2 separate regions of the Mus musculus genome follow, and region 2 is linked to region 1. Evidence: chromatin contacts called from ENCODE POLR2A ChIA-PET data. All regions are on one chromosome and are shown on one strand. Each heading gives the region's core, a stretch centred on a gene start or an enhancer-like site at or near the end of the contact. The rest is flanking DNA. Distances are from core to core; before and after follow the strand shown. Region 1 holds the start of Orc2 (origin recognition complex, subunit 2). Region 2 holds the start of Clk1 (CDC-like kinase 1).

The links. ChIA-PET counts read pairs that join two places held with the same protein, here RNA polymerase II (POLR2A).
Region 2: POLR2A ChIA-PET joins it to region 1 with 44 read pairs in embryonic stem cell. The contact joins the promoter of Clk1 here to the promoter of Orc2 in region 1. POLR2A ChIA-PET finds 5 or more read pairs at or near these places in 4 of 5 experiments (Patski and embryonic stem cell).

The regions. Positions count from the first base shown.
Region 1 is chr1:58,503,848-58,506,374 of GRCm38, forward strand. Orc2 (origin recognition complex, subunit 2) reads right to left here and starts at 1,262. Exons shown (of 18, transcript NM_008765.3): 1 at 925-1,262. Gm15834 (a long non-coding RNA gene) reads left to right here and starts at 1,269. Exons shown (of 4, transcript XR_865442.3): 1 at 1,269-2,527.
Region 2 is chr1:58,422,831-58,425,357 of GRCm38, forward strand. Clk1 (CDC-like kinase 1) reads right to left here and starts at 1,258. Exons shown (of 13, transcript NM_001042634.2): 1 at 1,090-1,258.

The DNA.
Region 1 (2,527 bases), core at 12-2,511:
ACCAAGACCTCCTAAGAGAATGTCCCCTTCTTTTCTGCAATTCCTCAGAAAAACACTACCTAACAGATACACAAGAAAACTGCAATCTGGGAGGCTGACTAGACAGCTCAGTGGCTAAAAGCACGTGTCCTGCAAGCGTCAGAATGGGAACTGAGATCCTTGTAGTCATTTAAAAGTTGAGGAGCACTCAGAACTGGGGAGGAGGAGAATGGGGTTCCCCGAGGCAAGCTGGTTAACCAACAAGGACCCGGTTAGAGTAAGACCCCGCCTCAGTTAAGAACGATCCAAAAAGACATCTAAAATTAACACACACTACCGGCACATATGCACCAACATCCACATGAATGCACATGCCCATAATCAACCAATGAAATGCAGATATCCACAGGGAGCATCTATAACGGATAGTGATTATCTGTAGGGCTAAAGGGTCAATTCTCTTCACAGTCAACTAACTACAAGGCAGCACCAAGTGTTGGCAGCCATGCACTTTCCTCTGGGAGTAAACACATTTTTCAAACCAAGCACTGCCCCAAGGAGACCTTTAGGGACACCCGGCCGGGACAACAGAACAGACTTCAGCAGTCGTTCCATCCCGCGATCCCTTGAGCTACATCCCTCCGAGTTCCTTCTCCTCTGGCAGAACACTGCCATTTTTGTTACAGTTCCTTTTCATTCTCTTCTCAAATAAAGGGCCGGGTTAGCCGGAAAGCAGGCACGGTCCGTGCAGGAGACTTCTCGCCACAGGACAGCCTTGGCTTTCGCAGACAGCGCCTCTCACCCAGGGGGGCTGCTCCCCAGCATCCTCCAGCCTGCGCCCGGCGGCCTCGTCATCTCCCGCCATGGTGGGCGAGCGGCAAGGCCACGGGTGTCGGGGGAAGCGCGCAGTGAGCCGCGGCTGCAGCAGGGCGCACTGGGACTCACCTCTCGAGTCCGAGCCGGCGGGAGGGAGAACGGCCGCGAGGCTCACTTGAGCCGCCAGCCAGGACTCCCGCCGCCGCGGAACACCCCAGAACGGCCCGGGGAGGCCAGCGTCTAGGGAAAGAGTCGACCGGTCCAAGCCGAACCTGCGCGCCCAGCAGGGCAAGGGAGCTGCGCGCAGCACACTGAATCCCCGGCCGCCGGTGGGCGGTGCCCTAAGAAACCAATGGGGAGCCGAGCCGCCCAGAGCGACGGCGCCGCAAGCCCGTTGACTCGGGCCATAGGCCCTCGCTCAGTCGGAAAACAGATCCCCCAACCAATAGTGGGTTCCCGGGCTTTCCTCATCTCTTCAGTTTCCGTTTCCGGGGGAAGGGACCGTGCGCGGAGCACGCCGGATCTCTGGAGAGACAAGTGTGTGCTAGCTGTCTGGAAGTTAAGGGCAGCGTCCCCGGTTGTACGGTTGGTTGGTGTTTTATGTCAATCTTAATATTGTTAGTCTAGCTGCTCTGAGGAAAAAAAAAAAAAAAAAAAAAAGATAATGAAGATGGATTCGCTTGAGGAACAGCGAATACCTGCTCGCATATGATGCAAAGGGATCTCAAGGGTTTGAGGGAGGGCGGAGCCAGAGCATGAACAAGAAAATAGGACCATACAACTAATGAAATAAAGACACGAAAAGGGGGCTTATACAGAGGAAATGAGAAGGAAAACGAGTGAATCTGGCTGGGATACATGAAAATATTTGTTTACTAACAGGACTACGTCATTTGGATTCGCTTATTCCGAACTTATCATACTTAGAACCAACAGTAAGAATACAATACTCAAGTAGAGGCACCTCTGAATAACTGAGCTTCTGGGTAATTGAACGAGAAGAAACTGAACATACAGTCTTGGGGAAAGTGCTAGAATAAGGCAGCTGAATACTTACTCATTCTTGCCAATGGATATAAACACACTGGCTATAAATGTGATGCCTAGAGAGCACAAATCCCAAAGTTCCAACCTTTGTATCATTTCATTGAGCTCTGAAAATCAAGCTCACAACTTGGGTTTGGTTCACTATCTTAACACCACCTTGTGGTTAGGTTTTTGTTTTTAACCATATCAAGGACCGTCCGGGGCTAGGCTGGTAACTGGGCTTCCAGGTGACCTGCCGGTGGTTTGCTTCTAGGTCTCATCAGAGCTACCTGGTGGCAAACTTCTATTGCACATGCATTGCGTTATTTCAAGTCATACAAAATGGTTTCCAAGTTACAGAGAATGATTTTTAAGTTATGTTCCTAACAGCAGGGCACAGGATTATATAATTATAAGACCAGAAGGAATCAGGAACACTTTCCTTAAAGGAAGAGATATGAAAACTAAGGCCTGAATTGATTTGAATTTTCTAGGAAGAAAAGCAAAATGAAAATAGATGAATAAAGTGTCAAAGTGTCAGATATTATGAATTACAAGTTGGTACTTAAGGGACTGGCCACATTTGTATTGAAAGATTATCTGTGGAATATAATAGTGGGAAGGAAGAAATGGAGTCAGACTTTTTGGGAGCTGTTTAGAACAGTGGTTCTCAATCTTCTAATGCTGGACCCTTTAACACTTCCTC
Region 2 (2,527 bases), core at 8-2,507, 81 kb before region 1:
TGTTTGTTTACAGCTATTAAAAAAAAAAAAAAAAAAAAAAAAAAGCTGCTCAGCAGATGACCTCAATTCCCAATTCACCGTCAAGTAAATGCCCACGGTCCCCGCTGACACTCTTACTGCTAGCAGAGGGAGACTGGGAAAATTATGAAAATATGGGAGGAAAGCCTGAGAAGGTAACAGGCGCGCCTTTTATGCCGAGTCAACAAAATTCGGGCTCCACCAATAAAGCCACTCTACTTAACTGTACAGGACAGGCCATGATGTTGAAAATAAAGCTGTTCAGAGCGGAAGTGACGTACAATCTTAGGGTGTTCCCCTCCTGTTTCCTAAAGGTAAACAACTCCCCCGTTACAACTTTGTTTACAAAGGAAATTTTCTATAACTTTTTTTTTTTTGAGACAGGCTCAAAGGGGATTAAAAGGCGAGCGACAGGCAGTACAGCCCGGCCGTCTTGAGTTTTAATGTTACAAAACCTAAGTAAATCCTAAACCTTCTTAAAAATCACTTGTTCCTCGCTCTCACAAGCGCTGTCCCGGTGTGCCTCGTTTTCATTATGCTCGACTTCGCTATCTATCGACCGCCTCTGAAATTCTTTTCTTCGTCGAAGGCGGAAACTACACAGAACTGAGGTGACAGCCTGCTGTGACGCTGTCCCCGCAGCGCCCATCTCTAACAAGATCAGCGACCGCAGCGTGTGGGGCCGGCCTGGTTACCAAGACCTTTCGCTTCAAATATAAAGAAAAACAGCACCAAAACCTGCGCCGTGCCACCGCCGAGAGCAAAACCAGGACCGACCGAGTCCAAGCGAAGGCCGCGCCCTGGCGCCGCCATGGCGAAGGACGAGCGCGGCCTTCCCCCTACCGCCATCTTAGGTCCCGCCGCGGCAGCTCGGGCTCTTGCAGTCGGCCGGCCCTCCTCGGGACGCGGAGCCTGCGGGCATCGTCCCCGCCTACGCAGAAGCCAGCGGCCAGAGCTCCGCAGCCGGGGCACAGAGCCCCTTCGCGTGGCTCCGCCGTGAAGAGCCGCAGCGGGGTCCTTGGAGGCGGCGGGAAGATACAAGGAAAGGCCCTGACAGACACCGCGTCTTACCTTTCCAACCCTGAAGACAAAGCTTGCAAGGCGAAGACAAAGCTTACAAGGCGACGGCGAGAAGTCTGCAAACGATTACGACGATCTCCCAACACAAAATGGTGCGGACAGACGCAGTGCGAGCTTCTTCTCGGAAAAACTGGTGACGTAGATGGGCGGGGCCTATACCGGTCCTGAGTGCGCAGGCGCGGGCCCGCTGCCCAAATGGGCGAGGGATGGAAGGACTTGGTCCTGACTGTCCTTGCTGTGGCTTCTTGAGGATACTTAGACACTACAGGTTACAGTAATAGTATAATCCACGCTCGCTCTCCCTCTCTCCTTTTTCTCTTCCCTCCTGACTGCAACCTTTTAAACTACACCAACAAAGTATCTCTGGTTAGTAACTCAGTGACTACAGTTATGTTGACCTGTCTTAAACTAGTTTTTAGTGGTTGGGTATGACATGCACTGACGCCAAAAATGTTAGAAATGAGCATGGTGGCACACGCCTTTAATCCCAGCACTTGGGAGGCAGAGACAGGCGGATTTCTGAGTTCGAGGCCAGCCTGGTCTACAAAGTGAGTTCCAGGACAGCCAGGGCTATATATACAGAGAAACCCTGTCTCGAAAACCAAACCAAACCAAACAAAACAAAAAGTTAGAAATGGTGGAACAGGAGCGGAATAGTGTAAATAGACAGATTAGTAAGTAGTCTTGAAGACTTTGAGGATGCCCCCCCCCCCCCCATAGTAGCTTCCCCCAGCCTTGAGTAGGCTGGCTTTGACCTTGTTGCCACTGAGAATGAGACTACCTGGGGTGGAACCTTCCAACTTAGATGGCTCTATTGTTCCGTCACCTGCCACTGCTACCTGCTGAGAGGCCCTTTAGATATTCCAGAGACTTCATCCAGCAGATCACCTACAGGCTGGCAACAGGCATCAAGAATGGCTTGGGGGGCGGGGGGTTATGGTTTTGAGACAGGGTTTCTCTGTGTAGCTCTGGCTGTCCTGGAACTCACTTTGTAGACCAGGCTGGCCTCAAACTCAGAAATCCGCCTGCCTCTGCTTCCCGAGTGCTGGGATTAAAGGCGTGCGCCCCACGCCAGGCTTAAGCACAGACTCTTAGTAAACTTGGGGGCCTTGAACAGAAATGTGTCTTGGCCTCCATTATTTCTCTCGCCATTTCCTTCCATACAGCTCCGGCCTCCCACTCAGGAACCCAGTTAGTGTGGCCTCAGGCGGCTTAACTCCTATTTCGCTGGTAACTCTAAAAAGGTAGATATTAGGGGGAGGAGAAAAAGGGGGGTGCGTAGGTATCAGTTTTGCAACTCCTTTGCTTTCACCTTTAAGAGTTAATCTAGACCTGGGCATGGTGGCATATCCCAGCACTAAGGAGGCAGAGACAAGGGTTATCTCTGAGTACAAGTTCAGTGTGGTCTATATCGCAAATTCTAGCCAGA